Regions from separate parts of the Homo sapiens genome. Here region 2 is linked to region 1. A link is a loop called in an ENCODE intact Hi-C map of the cell type or tissue named here. Cell type or tissue: GM12878. All regions are shown on one strand. Each heading gives the region's core, and the rest is flanking DNA. Links, peaks and the distances in the headings are about the cores only.

Region 1 (8,323 bases), core at 322-8,321:
ATTGTCAGCTGCCACACACAAGAATTAACTCAACTGGCTCACAGACCTAAACATAAGGACTAAAACTATAAAACTCTTGGAAGAAATTATAGGAGCAAATCCTTGTGACCTAAGGAAGTTGGAGGGTCACGGATCTAATTATAAAAATATTTTTTCTTATTCTATAAGCTTTTCTCTATTAAAAAAATGATTTTTTTTTTATTTTGCTTTTTAACATTTTTTGTTAAAAACTAGAACACAAACACATCCATCAGCCTGGGCCTGCCCTGGGTTAGGATCATCAGGCCTGGCAGAAATTCTCTCCAGCTGCGATGGCATGTCCTTGTAAATCGGAATCTTAAGGAGGTTACTAAAAAGCTCTGAGCACTAATACATGAGCTCAACAAGGTGCAGGGTATATGGTCAATATGCAAAAATCAACTGTGTTTCTCTATAAACTAGCAATGAACAATCTACACATGAAATTAATAAAACAATTCCACTCACCAGAGTATCAAAAACAATAAAATATTTTGAAATACATTTGGCAAAAGAAGTGCAACCTTAAATTCTGAGAACTAGAAAAAACACTGTTGAAAGACATTAGAGGCCGGGCTCAGTGGCTCACTCCTGTAATCCCAGCACTTTGGGAGGCCAAGGCGGGCGGGTTACTTGAGGCCAGGAGTCCGAGGCCTCATGTTCTGGCCAACATGGTGGAACCCCATCTCTACTACAAATACAAAAAACTTAGCGAGACATGGTGATGCACACCCATAATCCCAGCTACTCCGGAGGCTGAGGTAGGAGAATCGCTTGAGCCAGGGAGGTGGAGGTTGCAGTGAGCTGAGATTGTGCCACTGCAACTCCAGCCTGGGCAACAGAGTGAGACATTGTCTAAAAAAAAAAAAAAAAAATTTAGAGACAACTTAAATAAGTAAGACATTCCATGTCCCATGTTCATGGATCAGAAGAGTTCTTATGATTAAGATGGCGAAACTCCCCGAACTCCAAACTGATCTATAGTGTCATGCAGTCCCCGTCAAAACGCAAAAGCTTTTTTTTCTCCAGAGATTGACAAGCTGATCTCAAAATTCATATGGATGTTCAAGAGACTCAGAGTACCCAAAATCCTTCCTACAGAGTTATAATAATCAGGACAGCGTGGGACCGGCATAAGGAAAAACAGAAAAGATCTATGGAACAGAATTGAGTGTCCAGAAATAAATCCTACATTTACAACAAGGGTGCCAAGATACATCACTGGGGGAAAGGATCATCCTTTCAGCAAATGGTGCTGGGACCACTGGATATTCCCATGCAAAGGAATGAAACTGAAGCCCTTCCTCATACCACACACAAAAGTAACTCAACTAGATCACAGACCTAAATGTAAGGACGAAAACTAGAAAACGCTTGGAAGAAACTATAGCAGCAAGTCCTGGTGACCTAAGAGGCTGGAGTGTCATGGATTTTATCATAAAAAGCCCACAGCCACTTCCCCCAGCATCCACTAAGCTACCAACCACAGCCTGGGCCTCATCACGAAGGGCCAGCATGCAGTGGAGGAGTCGAGGGCAATTCTCCTCCTACATCGCTCTAAAACACGAGCAGAGATGCCCCTCCTGCCTGTGAGGAACTTGCGTTCCTCCGCCCGCCATCTGCTCTCCCTCCCCTCCCACCATGTCATCCTCTTTCTGGGGCGCCAACCATGAGGAAGTGAATTGAAGTGTCAAAGGCCAGGGATGTGACTGACACTGAGCCCTGGGCACCCAGGCCAGGGACCCAGTGACAGCGATGCAGCTGTCCTGGGGTCAGGAGGGAGGTAGGAAGAGCCAGCACCACCACACAGGAGGTGGGGAGGAGGGCAGGAAGCATCATGGCAAAGCCACCGCCATTACCTCGTCGGTCTGGGACACCTGTCCATCAGCCAAGGGCTCCAGCTCTGCGGTGGCCGGCGCCAACAGGATGCTGCAGCCAAAACACACAGAGGTCGGTCAGTGCAGCTGCGAGGGTGGTGTGAGCTCTGGGAGAGAATCCCCAGACTAAGTTTCCCGAGTACGCTGGTCCCGGCCACTCCGTTCACCGTGGGTAGGACGTCACCAAGGCTTGCGGTGCTGGGCTTTCCAGCGGGGGTGAGCATCCTGGGCTGAGGAGTGTGGGCACTGGTGTGGCCTCACGACCCCAGGAGGAGAGGCAGAGATGGAGGCACAGTGAAGGGCCAGTCCACTGGGCACCGGGCACACCTAGGTCGAGGGGACTCTGCTGTAGGGAATGTCAATGGCCTGTGCACTGCGCCACATTGAGGAGCACCCCTGGCCTCTACCTGCTAACACCCAGCACACCCCGTGTGGCGAAGCTAAGCATGTCTGCAGACGTTGCCTGATGTCCCCTGGGGGGCACAGTCACTCCAGTGAGGATAAGCAAAGAAGAAAACACATTCCCGTGGCAGGGAACCTCGGCAAAGGCCGAAGAAAGGTCCGGACACTGATCCATCTGCAGTCACTGCTAAAGCACAGGCGCTCTGCTCAGATGTGGCGAGCCTCGGCCTGCCAAGCATCGGCATGGGGACGGCAGGGAAGGGAGGCAGGGCAGGCGGGGGAGGCAGGAGGCCACAGCTCCGTGATCTGGCCGGAGCCGGGGGGCTGTGGAGGCACCACAGGAAGAAAGGGAGGCTTGGTTGCAGGCCTCAAGTGCCAGCTCAGGGGCAGGACCATTCAGCAGGCAACAGGAGCTACGAAGGAGCCTGAGTGTGGGCCAGGGTGGCCGGGGCCGTGCTGGGAGAGGAGCCCCGTGGCTGTGGAGCCACAGCCCGTGAGCACACTCACCTCTGCAGGGCAGGAAGCTGGAAGCGCTGGATGCAGAACTGGACGAAGGCCCTGAGGTCCGTCTTGCTGATCCCGCCTATGGGGTTGATGTCCGCACTGGAGCAGTCGTACTTGGTCAGGTAGCCCAGGAGACTGCAGGGAGAGGGAGAAAGAGCGCGGGTTCCCAAGGGGCCGCAGACTCCATCAACCCTGGCCAGCCAGGGAGTCGCTTCTTCCAGGGGCCCTGAAGCCAGAAGTGTGGCATATTCAAGCATCCCGGAGAAGTCCCAGAGCAACCCGCAAAGGTGGCAGAGGCTGCAGAGGACCCAGGAGGGCCTTTGAGTGCACCAGAGGAGACGCCGGGGATGGCAGGCAGATTTCGGGGGTCACCAGCACGGAGCTGGGAGCAGTCGTCTGAACAGAGCTGAGGGACAGAGGTCTTGGGGTGTCGGGAGTGAGCAGGGACTGGACACACGTGGACACTCTGCTGCCCGGGCGGCCGCGGGCCCCTCCCCTGCCTGTCAACTCTGAGGCCTGTGGTCGGCAGAAGAATCCATCTCTCACTAAGGTGCCCACGTCCTAATCCCCAGAACCTGTGACTCTGTCACCTCTCAGGGCCAAAGGGACTTTGCAGATGGACTCAGCTGGGGACTTGAGATGTGGGAGTGATGCTGGATTGCAGGGTGGGCCTGAAATGCAATCACAGGGGTCCTTAAAAGAAGGGGGTGAAAGTGAGAGTTGAGGGAGCCCTGACTGCAGGGGAAAGGCAGAGACGCGAGGCCGCTGGTGGTGAAGACGGAGGAGGCGTCGTGAGCCAAAGAAGGCGGGACTCCAGAGGCTGGAAATGGCGGGAAACAGATTCTCTCCAGGGTCTCCAGAAGGAACCCACTGTGTCCACACCTTCACTTGAGCCAGGGGACCCATACTGGACCTGTGTCCTACAGAACTGAGGGACCATAAATGTGTGTTGTTGAAGGCACAAACTTTGTGATCCTGGGTTACAGCCGTCCTTCTCCACCCCACCCCGCTGCCAACGCTGGTGCAGGCCTCCAGGTTCTCCACGGGACTCCTGGCTGACCACCCATCTCCTCCATACCAGGCCAGGCCAAGCCCTTCCACAGTCTGAATTCCCTCAATGGTGCCCTTGACCTTGCAAGGCCTTCCAGGCTGGCCCCTGCCTATCCCACCAGATGCATTTCTTGACACTCCCAAACTCACACCTCCGTGCCTTCTCACCCTTCCTGACCCTCACTGTGGTGCAATGTCGGGGGTGTAAGACCCCCAGGGTCCCAACAGAGGGACAGGTGAGACCCTGTGCTGCCTTCAGTGAGGGCTACCCCAGTCACCCCATCGCTCCCTGTCCTGTCCCGTCCAAAGCTCCTTCAGCAGGAGCTGGGATACGGGCCAGATGGGCCAGGGGAGATGACAGTCTCCATCTTAGCACTTTTTCTCTTCCATCCCCAGTAACTGCCAAGGACTGGGGAAATCCGCCGGGGCTGACTCAGAGAGCACAGTCTGGGGAAATCCCGCAGTGCAGAGCTCAGCTCAACCTGCGACCCGTGGGGCCAGGATGCTGCCTCATCTTGGTGGAAGGAAACTCCAGCCAGGAAGTGGGGACCATGGGGATGGGGAGGCACGGTTATAGGGGGAAAATTGAGGCAGACTTTTTCTGGTGAAATCAAGACTGAACTGGCGGACTGGTGAGACTTTGAAGCCAGCAACAAGTGTGGCCATAAATTTCAATACAGGACCACCGAGTTCCAGCAGCTGTCCCCTCCTCTCGCACTCTGCATGGACCTTTCCCCCAGGCTGGTCACTTCCATCAGCTGAAATCATGTTGTTAGAAGCCTAACTTCAACACAGCCTCTCAGCTCTGCATTCCCATGCTGACCCCAACTTAACCCTGCAGGGCTGGCTTCACTCTCCCCTCCCCTCCTGCTCTCTCTGGAACCTTCTCCTGGGCCTGCCTCTGAACCCACCCCTCCTGCTGCTGTGGGCGCGCTGGCCAGGCCCCCAGCAAAGCCACCCTCCTGCCTGGTCACCTGCTCTCATCTCCTCACCAGCAACATCCCCACTGTCCTGCACCAGCAAGTCCACTCCCTCTCTACTGGTCTTTTCTTGACAGTATCTTAAGGCAAATAAACAAATGGAGACCAGTCTGGGCAACAGAGTGGAAACAAAAAAAATTAGGCGTGGTGGTGCATGCCTACAGTCCCATCTACTTGGGAGGCTAAGGTGGGAGGATTGTTTGAGCCCAGGAGGTCAAGGCTGCAGTGAGCTGTGACGGTGCCACTGCACTCCAGCCTGGGTGACAGAGCAAGACCCTGTCTCTAATAATAAAGCAAACTCCTTTTCCTGTTCCCAGTGATCTCTGCAGCGCCTATCCTGCGCCTCCCCTCCCCTTCAAAGTGAAATTTCTGGAAACAGCTGTCTCTGACGTCTCACACCTCCCTCTGCCCGACACGCCGCACACTTTCCAAAACAGCTCTGCAGGTCTTCCAGTCCCCACTCAAGACCAGGCCTTTCAGGGAGACAATGATGGGCTCTCAGTCCTGGGGGAGTCATGACTCAGGGCTTCACGGGCTCTTCTCCACCCACCCTCGCCTCCCGCAGGCCTTTATGAAACCCACTTCTCAGTAGGGCCCTCCCTGGGCAAGCTGCTTACAAACTCCCAGCTCTCCCTTCCCCTCCTTGAGCTCTCTCGGCGGACGTTTCCTACAATACACATGTTATCTGCTGGGCTATCACTGTCTCCTCCCACTTGCAGAGAACAGGAATTGTTTCTGACTCATTCACACCACCGGGAAGAAAGCCTGAGGGAGGACAGGTGTCCAACAGGCCCCTGATGAGCAGACAGGGATGCGACTGAACTAGAATCAGAAGCAATTCAACAACAGAATTACAGGGAAATTTAAAAAAATCAACACTACACATTTGAGATTCTTGCCAGAACACAGAGGAAGAGAAGGACTGGCTGTGACCCGTGAGAAGAAGGCGGCAGAGGGAGATGCAGCATGGGAAACAGAGAGAAGGGCTTCAGTACTACATCATGAGGGGAGTGTCTGCAGCCACAGGGCCTTCTGTCCCGCAGTGAGAAAGGGGCAGCTGAGGGATTACGTTTACGTTTGCTTATTTTCTTTTCTTTTCTTTTTTTTTTTTTTTTTTTTGAGACGGAGTCTTGCTCTGTCGCCCAGGCTGGAGTGCAGTGGCGCGAACTCGGCTCACTGCCAGCTCCGCCTCCTGGGTTCATGCCATTCTCCTGCCTCAGCCTCCCAAGTAGCTGGGACTACAGGCACCTGCCACCACGCCCGGCTAATTTTTTGTATTTTTAGTAGAGACAGGGTTTCACCGTGTTAGCCAGGATGGTCTCGATCTCCTGACCTTGTGATCTGCCTGCCTCAGCCTCCCAAAGTGCTGGGATTACAGACGTGAGCCACTGTGCCCAGCCCGTTTGTTTATTTTCTAAATGGCATCTAGAGACCTTCCAGCTCCCAGAACCCAATCCCACCCTGGAAAAAAATACTTGTTTCTTTGTTAACATTTTAAATACTAGAAAATGATGGACAAGAGTTGTGAGGGGGAACTCTTACAACACAATTTTATAACAGATCAAATTCTTCCTCATCTACAAAAGCAATGCAGAGCCAAAGCAAACATCAATCTCCTCAACTACACCAGAGCTGAGAATATACACCAGCCGTCACACCCCTCCTGAAAAATCAGTCCCTTACAAAGGCACCAGAGGCACCAGAAAAGCAATGGTCAAAATATGCATGAGGAGGATGAGAATTTTTACACAGTATCAGGTGTTAATTTCAAATTTCTGTAATTAGAAAAATAAAATAGGACTTAAAAATAAAAAATCAGTTTTAAAAGAGAACACATCTGCAGACAGGCAAGGATGCAGAGTGATTAAGACACTCACACTCTTTGGGAGGCCAAGGTGGGCGGATCACGAGGTCAGGAGATGGAGACCATCCTGGCTAACACGGTGAAACACCGTCTCTACTAAAAATACAAAAAAATTAGCCAGGCGTGGTGATGGGCGCCTGTAGTCCCAGCTACTCGGGAGGCTGAGGCAGGAGAATGGCGTGAACCCGGGAGGCGGAACTTGCAGTGAGCCGAGATCGCGCCACTGCACTCCAGCCTGGGTGACAAAGCGAGACTCCATCTCAAAAAAAAAAAAAAAAAAAAAAAAAAAGACACTCACGCCATAGAAAAAAGGGAGGGATAGATGGATGGAAGGGAGGAAATGTGGACAGATGGGTCGATGGATGGACAAAGGGAGAGATGGGTGGATGGATGGGTTGGGTGGACAGATGAAATGGTGAATGAATACATGGATAGATGAGTGGATAGATGGACAGATGGGTGGATGGACAGACACATTGGTGGATAAATGGATAGATGGGTGGGTGGATGAATGCATGGATGGACAGGTGGGTGGAGGGATGTGTGGGTAGATGAATGGATGGATGAATGCATAGACAGATGGGTGAATGAATGGATGGATGAGTGGGTGAGTGGGTGGGTGGATGGACAGACAGATGGGTGGATGGGTGGATGGATGGATGAATGGATGGACAGACAGATGGGTGGATGAACGGACAGGTGAGTGGATATATGGATGGGTGGATACATAGATGGATAGATGAATGGACAGATGGATGGATGGGTGGATAGATGGATGGCCCAACTGATGGATGGATAGATGGATGCATAGACAAACAAATGAATAAATCACAAATAGTTTTTGAAATCCCTCAGCTCCTAAGGAGCAACTAAGAACAGCACAGACGAGCTGAGAGGGATAGAGGCTCACCTAAGGGAAGTGGGGAAACCAAGGCTGGAAAAGAATTTCTAGCAGCCTCCACTGCTGGACTTGAGGGGCAGCTTGAATTTTATCCAGAAAACAACAGGGAGGCTCTGAGTTTTGTTGAACAAGGAAGCAATATGAGAAGGGGAGTATTTTCAGTCCACATAAAAAATGAACTCTGGTTTGGAGGTAAAAACTAGCTGCAAAGGAATGACTTAAGACACAGTGGAACAGCCTAGAAGAAAGAGGGGAGCCTGACCATGGCAGAGGGCGGTGGGAAGATGAATTTGAGGCGCAGTAGAGATGAAGAACCACAAGGCTGATGAAAGTGGTGAGCGCCCAGAGCCACCTGCAGGAACGTGATGCTGATCCGCTCTGCCACTCGGGTTGGGTGAAATTCTAGAGGAATGATGTCATTCCAGGCACCAAACCCGCCATGAAAGGCACAGGATGATAGAATCTCACAGCGTATCACCTTCAGAGACCTGAGAGGTTCAGGGGCCCACCACCACGTGCCACTGGGCCACACTCACCTCTCATCCACGTTGGCGGATCCCAGCACGAGGAGCCCACCGTGGACACCCCGAGACCAGAGGCTCAACTGAGCAAACAGATAGGCGAGGACCATCCGTATTCGAGCCTGGAAAACACAACAGAGGAAATAACGGGTTCCCTTGCAAAGGAACACGGGGGAGACGCACACCCACAAACTCTTGAAAACAAG
Region 2 (8,294 bases), core at 1-8,000, 52 kb before region 1:
GATAACAAACGTCTCACAACCTCTTCTCTCTGAAGCCTGCTACCTAAAGGCTTCCTCTGCAAATAACAACCTGGGTCTCCATGATCCTTTATCCTAACCCAGACATTCCTTTCTGTTGATCCCAGGTCTTTAGACAAGCTCAACCAACTGTCAACCGGAAAATTTTTACATCTACCTATAGCCTGGAAGCACTCCCCACCCTTCAAGTTGTCCCACTTTTCTGGACCAAACCAATGTAATGTCGACAAAAAGAGTCAAACTCTGTAAAATATTTGAAGAGAGATTTATTCTGGGCCCAATATGAGTGACCATGGCCTGAGACACAACCCTCAGGAGGTCCTGAGAACATGGGCCCAAGGTGGTCATGGTACAGCTTGGTTTTACACATTTTAGGGAGGCAGGAGACATCAATCAAATACATTTCAAAATTACATTGGTTTGGTCCAGAAAGGCGGGACAACTCAAAGCGGGTGGTGGGGGATGGGGGGTGAGGGGGTTCCAGGCTATAGGTAAATTTAAACATTTTCTGGTTCACGGTTGGTTGAGTTTGTCTAAAGACCTGGGATGGATAGGAAGGGAAAGTTCAAGTTAAGATAAAGATTGTGGAGACCAAAGTTCTTTTGAAGTCTGATAGTGGCTGCCCTTAGAGACAATAGATGACAAATGTTTCCTATTCAGACCTTAGTTAATCTCTTTAGGACTGGGAGGGTCTGGAAGAAAAAGATCTAGCTATGTTAATAGAGATTCTTTGCAGATCCAAATTTTCCCCCACAAAGGACGCTCTGCAGGGCCATTTCAAAATACAGCAAAGAAACATGTTTTGGGGTAAAGTATTTTGATTTTCTTCCTTGTCTCATAATGTTATGCCAGAGTCGGGTTGGAAAGTAAGTCACAATATTTAGGGCTAAACAAAACCTGTCTGTTGAGAGTTTATGATTTGTAGGGCATGCGCAGACCCCTTAGATAGGAATTTGAGCAAGATTAAAAAAAACAACAACAGAGTTTAGGCCTTAGTATTTCTTAAATGTATTTGATTAAAGTCTCATGTCTCCCTAAAATATATAAAACCAAGCTGCACCCCAAACCTCTTGGGCACCTGCTCTCAGGACCTCCTGAGGGCTGTGTCACGGGCCATTTGTCAGTCATGTTCGGCTCAGAATCTTTTAAAATATTTTACAGAGTTTGACACTTTTTGTCGACACCCCCTTGGCCAAGAGGGGTCCCGTTCAGTCAGTGGTTGCGGGGGCGAGGCTAGGATTTCCTTCCTATTTCTCAGGGGAAGGCTCTTGCTTCTGCCTGCTGCTCACGTGTTGAGTGAGTTCCTCTGGTTGGCAGCTGGGCTTGAAACCGCCTTTGCAAAGTTATGACTGAGACAGTGAGAGATCTAACTTAGCCCACTCCACCTTGCTTCTAATCTCCAAGCTGTCCTTGTTCATTCCTGGGTGTTGGCTGAACTAACTTTGGGAGAAATTTAGTTGGTAGTTTATAGTTTAAACAAAGACAGTAACAACCCTTTCCCAAAGCAGACCACCTTCTTGCCTGGGGACTAGACTAACATTAGCCACAAGATTAGAAATTACAGTTTAGGAGTCATGTAGCCAGAGGTCATTTACAAGATTCTGACCCTCCCTGCACTTGATGGATCAGGTAGCACCACCCAGATCAATAAACTGGCTCATCTGATCTTGTGGCCCCCACCCAGGAACTGACTCAGTGCAAGAAGATGGCTTCGACTCCTTGTGATTTCATCCCTGACCAATCAGCACTCCTGGATCACTGGCTTCTCCCCACCCACCAAGTTGCCCTTAAAAACTCTGCTCCCCAAATGCTCAGGGAGACTGATCTGAGTAATAATAAAACTCCGGTCTCAGGCACAGCCAGCTCTGTGTGAATGACTCTTTCTCTATTGCAGTTCCCCTGTCTTGATGAATCAGCTCTGTCCAGGCAGCGGGCAAGGTGAACCCCCTTGGGCAGTTCCAGGCTCATGGCTTCGTTAGCTAGATTAAGTTCTACCGGCTCAAGTGCTAGAGGTCAGGAAGGGACCCTTCTCTGGAGCAGATCTGGGATCTTGCTTACAGGGCGTCTGTCCATTCTCCTGCCTTCCTCAGACGTCAGCAGCCCCTGTGTCTGTCCTCCAGACGACCCTGGGCTCCCTGGCCCTCCTCCACCTGCAGCTGCTGTGGCCTCGCTCTCAGGGTGGCCTGGCTCTCCTCTCCATCCCACTCCTGCAGCGGCCCTGATGCCTCTCTTACCCGATGTATGCAGTCTTTCTCAGGAGCCGTGGGGAAATAGAGCTGGCAGGCTGTTAGTGACTCACCAAGGCAGGGACCTCTGGGGATTTACATGCTCGTACCCATCCACATTGGGCCTTTCAAAGCCTTTTTTTATTTTTTGAGATGGAGTCTCGCTCTATTGCCTAGGCTGGAGTGCAGTGGTGCCATCTCAGCTCACTGCAACCTCTGCCTCCCGGTTCAAGTGATCCTCCTGCCTCAGCCTCCTGAGTAGCTGGGATTACAGGCATGTGCCACCAAGCCCAATTAATTTTTGTATTTTTAGTAGACACAGGGTTTTGCCATATTGGCCAGGCTAGCCTCGAACTCCTGACCTCATGACCCACCCACCTCAGCCTCCCAAAGTGCTGGGATTACAGGTGTGAACCACTGCGCCCAGTCTCAAAGCCTTTTTAAAAGCTCGGCTGTTTTCTTCCCTGATTCGTAATAGCTTCCTCCTGCAGCAGTTGCACAGAACCAAATGATGGAAAGGACTCATGGACATGCGCAAAGCACACTGACCTGGAGCTTTCACTGTGTGAGAAGAGACGGTCTTGACCTTCCTTCTTGGCTCCCGGCACAGAGCTCCTCAAGCCCTTGCAATTTCTCTGAGGGATATTGTTTTCTTGGGTTTTTTAATTATGTGTTGGTTTGTTTGTTTTTTGTTATTCCTAATAAGCTCCCTTAGATCACACTTGTGTTTATGTTAATGAGGTGACTTAGGGTGGGGCCCCTAGATGGCCTCAGGATGAGACTGGTGGTCAGAAAGACCCAGTGAGAAGAGCCTGGGAACTCAGCTCCAGGACAGGGAGGGCTGCAGGTGAGAGCTCTGCAAAACTGAATAGTGAGATCCCATCAGCTTCCAGTTGGTGCACACATCCCCCCGCCGGGAGAGCGATGACTCCGGCTCCACGGGACAAAGCTCCCACACTCAGGACCATCCTGGACCTCACCCTTGGTGCCTCTTCACCTAGGGGTTCGTCTGTGTCTCATCCTCTATAATAAACCAGTAAACATAAGCTAGTGTTTCCCTGTGTTCTGGGTGCTGTTCTAGCAGATTATCAAACCCAAGGAGGGTGGTGTTGAGTAAAGAAAAATAAAAATCTCAGAACCCCAAGCCCTCTCGCAAAAGCAGCACTGTTCCTCCACAGCCTGTGTTGCTGTGTGTTTCGCTTGCCAGGCCCAGGAAACGGCAAAGGCTTCAGGTGTCTCAGGACACTTCCTCCACAAATCACTCATAAATATGCGCTATGCTGGTTGCAAAACCTCTCAAGAAGTGCGTCCTGCCATCAACAAGGATGTGCCCGTTGTGACTTCAGGCCTGCAATCCAAGTCCAGCTCCTAAAACGAAAGTGTTCCATTCCACACTGATCATATAGATTATGAGTTTATCTTCCCAGAAGCAGAACAAAAACAAGATGACACCAGTCCCTCCTCCATCTACCCAGAGAGGTCTGCACAACCGACTCTTCCTTTAGTCCCTTTTTCTCTTCAAACGTTCACCTTACCTCATGTAAAATGTAGATTTACTGGGCACTAACTAAAGTCTCACAGGAATGCAATCATTTGCCTAATGCTTACCTGCCTCTTCCTACCTGCCTGCCCCCCTTTAAGGAAATGTATAAATACCAAACTTCCCAAAAATCTCTCTGGGAAAACAGCCACAGATGTGCCTGCATCTTGCATTTTTCTCAGGTGCGCCTTAAAGCAGGCTTAGTAAACCTTGATGGACAGAGAGCTTTGCCTCAGCCACTCATTTCAGGTATCAGTGTAAACCCTGATTTATAGCCCATCGGTTAGAAGCTTGGGAGGCTGGACTCGTGATTGGCATCTGTATTAGTCCATTTTCACACTGCCGATAAAGACATACCTGAGACTGGGCAATTTACAAAAGAAAGAAGTTTAATGGACTCACAGTTCTACCTGGCTGGGGAGGCCTCACAATCATGGTGGAAGGTGAAAGGCACATCTCACATGGTGGCAGACAAGATAAGAGAACTTGTGCAGGGAAACTCCCATTCATAAAATCATCAGATCTCGTGAGACTTATTCACTATCATGAGAACAGCACAGGAAACACCCACCCCCGTGATTCAATTACCTCCCACTGGGTCCCTCCCACAACACAGGGGAATTGTGAGAGCTACAGTTCAAGATGAGATTTGGGTGGGGACAGAGGAAAACCATGTCAGCCTCTGAAGTGGGGACAGTCTTGTGGGACTGAGCCCTTCGCCTGTGGGATCTGAAATGAACTCTGTTTCAAGATGGGAGTGAATTGCAGGACACCCAGCTGGTGTCAGAGAATTGGTCAGTGTGGAAAGAGGCAGAAAATTGAGTAGTGTGGGGAAAACCCGCACATCAGGAATGAGAGTGTTCTGTGTGAGAGTGTAGAGAAACTACGTTTTTCTCAGATTCATGCTGACAACAGAAGCAATACCACAGGTGGAAGAAAACAGAGAGGGCCTCTTTCTGGTCCAGCCACAGGGTGGAGGCCGTTTTTGACTTTCACCTTCCTCTGTGGGTCCAGCTCTCTCTTGCTTGTTGGCTCTGAGGATTATTTTATTTTTTCAACAGCTCAGTGACTTAAAAAATATATGTTTTAAATACAGCACTTTAAAACTTTATTTATTTATTTAGAGATGGAATCTCATTCTGTCACCCAGGCTGGAGTGCAGTGGTGCAGTCTGGGCTCACTGCACCCTCTGCTTCCCGGTTTCAAGCGATTCTCCTGCCTCAGCCTCCTGAGTAGCTGGGATACAGGCGCCCACCACCATGCCCGGCTCATTTTTGTATTTTTAGTGGAGACGGGGTTTCACCATGTCCTTTGAGAAGTTCCAGGTTGTGAATAGTGTCTAGTCAACCTTACTTACTAAAACAGAAACTCAGAAGCACATTCTAAAAATTCCGTGTTGTTGAGTTTTCACTTTCTTGTCACAGTTCCATCAGACACTCACGGCCTGCCATCCTGTGAGAAGGTGGCTTCCCGAGCAGCCTCCCGTGCTCTGCTGTTACAGACGCCTGGGTCTGGGGGCTCCAGCCTTGCAGCCCACCTCCTCCTCCGCCAGCTCCTGCCTTCCCTCCCCATGAGTCGAACATGCCGGACTTTGGTCTAGGCCCTCCAGCCTCCGGAACTGGGAGAAATGGTGTCTGTTGTTCCGTCTTCCAGGCTTACTCTGTGGGTTTTGTTCTGGCAGCCCGAGCTGACAGAGGCAGCAGGGAAGGGACAGTTGGGGGCCTGAAGCAGAGGTCTAGGTAGGGAGGTGTCACAAGAAGGCAGGAAGGAGGTGTCTTAGGATGTCTTCCAGGAGATGCTGTGGGATTTGGCGACTTGTAGGGGAGAGAAGCCCAAGGGGCCTCCCAATTCTGTATCCTGGAAGATGGGAAAGATGGTGATGCCCCAAGCCAAGTGGATACCACGGCTGAGTTGTGCCCCCTGGTACATACGTTGGAGTCCTCACTGCAGTATCTCAGAATGGCACCTTATTTGGAGATAGATCTTTACAGGGGTGATTAGTTAAAACGTGGACATAATGGAGTAGGGTAGGCCCTAATCTAATCTGTGTCCTTATACAAAGAGATGAGGACGCAGACACACACAGAGGGACAAGCACATGAGGATATAGGGATGGCGGCATCAGTAAGCCACGGAGGGAGGTCTCAGGAGGACCCGGCCCTGAGGCACCTCGATGGCAGATTCTGGCCTCCAAACTGTGAGACGATCCACTCCCGTTGCATAAGCCACATGGTTTGTGGGGCAGCCCTAGCAAACTCACACAGCAGGGAACGGGGGGTTCCCAAATGCCTGGGAGTGCGACTCTGTGAAAATTGTACATTTATCTAATCACACAGAAGTTGAAACAAAAGAATCACAACGCAAACTCGTGGGAGGTGTGGATCGTATTTATTTAGAAGATTCAGCCTAGGCACTTACAAGGCGAAGCCCTGGGGAAAGAAACAAGGCCAGGTCAGAGGTAGAAGAGGAGACTGGGCGCCCCTCCTCCTCAGGAGAGGATCCTGGGGTCTCTAATAATTCTGAGTCCTCTAGGTCAACTCCAAAAACAATCGGAGCTGTGGCAGCTCAGGCAGGATGAAGATGAAGGGTGGAGGAGCCAGGAGGTTGCAGGGACCGGGGAGAGGCGGCAGCAGGTCGGAGGATTCCAGTTTCAGTGTGTTTCCAGCAGGCTCACAGGAGGGGCCCAGGGATGTGGGATCTTGAAGCCCTGAGAAGGTTGAAGTGATGAGGTCAGGAAAGGAAGAGGGGATTCTGGGAGGGTTGATGGGCAGCACCCAGCATGCCAGAAGCCCTCATGACCTCAGAGGCTGAGCAGCTGAGTACTGAGCCCTGGACGCTAGGCTGCCTTAGTCCAGAGGAGGACAGACTCAGAGATGTGCTTCAGGAATTCAGGACACAGCTACAGTCATTCCTGGAGAGCCCAGATCTGTGGGACCAGCTGAGATTTGTAGGCAGAGCCTCAGATCTTGCACTGGCAGCAAATTGGGACACAGCAGCTGGACTGGGAACAGCAGGGCTTGCAGCAGCTGGACTGGCAGCAGGATGACCCACAGCCTGAAGAGCAGCAGCAGGGCTTACAGCAGCTGGACTGGGAACAGCAGGGCTTGCAGCAGCTGGACTGGCAGCAGGATGACCCACAGCCTGAAGAGCAGCTGCAGGGCTTACAACAGCTGGACTGGGAACAGCAGGGTTTGCAGCAGCTGGACTGGCAGCAGGATGACCCACAGCCTGAGGAGCAACAGCAGGGCTTATAGCAGCTGCACTGGGAGCAGCCACAAGAACCACAGCCTCCCTTGGAGCCCCCACAGGAGCCACAGTCCCCCTTGGAGCCCCCACAGGAGCCACGGCCCCCCTTGGAGCCCCCACAGGAGCCACAGCTGGAGCAGGAACAGGCTGGCACACAGCAGCACACGGGCTTGCAGCAGCAGATGGGCACACAGCAGCTAGAGCCACATCCCCCACAGCCAGAGCCGCAGCCCCCACAGCCGGAGCCACAGCCTCCAGAGCAGCCACAGCAGCCCATGGTTCTGGTGGGTTGAGGGTGGAGCAGGTAGAGGAGCAGGTGAGAGGGAGGTGTGCAGGTGTGGAACTCCCTGAGCCTGGGCCCTTTATATCCCTGCCCAGGTGTTTATACTGAACACATGAATACTTCTGTTGTTGTTTCTGCTATTTCACATGCACGAGTGTTATTTTTAATCTCTTCACAATCCCATGAGCCGCCATCAGCTCCAGCCAAGCTCTCCTTTCCTTGGTTTCTAAATTTGGCCTCTTCCTCATAGGTGTTTCCCTTTGTTAGAAGACACTGGGCTCCCTCTCCAGCAGGTGTCCCGGGAGCCTGGGAGACGGTGGTGGCTTGGCCAGCGGGTGGACCATTTTCCTTGGCGCTCAGGGCTCTCCTCAGCGATGCAGACCCTCCACCCCCTGGCATTGGTGTTTATATCAACGGTGGTCATTTTGTAAAAAAATTAAATAAAATTAAAACTAACAAAATAAGCTGAAAGAAAAGGCTGTCTATAGGTTCCACCGCTTAAAAATTTCCAGGATAAATATTTTGTCAAATTTGTAAAACACAGTTTTGAAGAGCGTGGATTTGAGTGTGGCCCTGGTTCTCCTTTGTCTTTCTTACCTCTTCTTCCTGTGGTTCGGCTCACTCCTCCAGACACGGATTAGACCCACGTTCCCTTCAGGCAAGCTGGGCTCACAGAGGGAACAGAGGAACGGGACCCTTTCTAATGCTTTCAAGTTTTCCTCAATTAAGTCTTTGTAAAAATTCCACAAATCAACAGATATGCTTCAAATTTATTCTCCTTGAAGGCTACAAAAATTTTGATTAGCCATCCTCTCTAATGTACTTTTATTTTCCGAAGATTAATTTTAATTTTATATTGAGGTAAAATTTACATGCAGTGAAATGCTTTTTTTTTGAGACTAAATCTCACTGTGTTGCCCAGGCTGGAGTGCAGTGGCATGATCTCGGCTCACTACAACCTCTGCCTCCCGAGTTCAAGCAA

What was found. Hi-C counts contacts between places; a loop is a spot of excess contacts. Peaks named below come from ENCODE experiments on the same cell type or tissue, not always from the same donor. Only the 100,000 strongest peaks of a DNase experiment are listed, where the experiment ranks them.
Region 2: a loop joins it to region 1, with 9 times the contacts of the local background. A loop is called at or near these places in 2 of 110 quality-filtered maps.

The regions. Positions count from the first base shown.
Region 1 is chr11:71,485,458-71,493,780 of GRCh38, reverse strand. It overlaps NADSYN1 (NAD synthetase 1), which reads right to left. Exons shown (of 21, transcript NM_018161.5): 16 at 8,133-8,239; 17 at 2,805-2,936; 18 at 1,878-1,947. Among named protein-coding and RNA genes, the nearest start is that of MIR6754, 16 kb to the right of the region's middle. RefSeq lists enhancers at 5,069-5,839, 8,127-8,323. In GM12878, for the core only: no CTCF peak of the experiment used is centred there; a DNase peak (open chromatin) is centred at 4,320; H3K27ac peaks cover 1,306 bases.
Region 2 is chr11:71,537,068-71,545,361 of GRCh38, reverse strand. It overlaps KRTAP5-8 (keratin associated protein 5-8), which reads right to left and starts at 7,337. Exons shown (of 1, transcript NM_021046.3): 1 at 6,153-7,337. The coding sequence starts at 7,306. The coding sequence ends at 6,743. In GM12878, for the core only: no CTCF peak of the experiment used is centred there; DNase peaks (open chromatin) are centred at 1,851, 4,601 and 5,151; H3K4me3 peaks cover 251 bases; H3K27ac peaks cover 2,971 bases.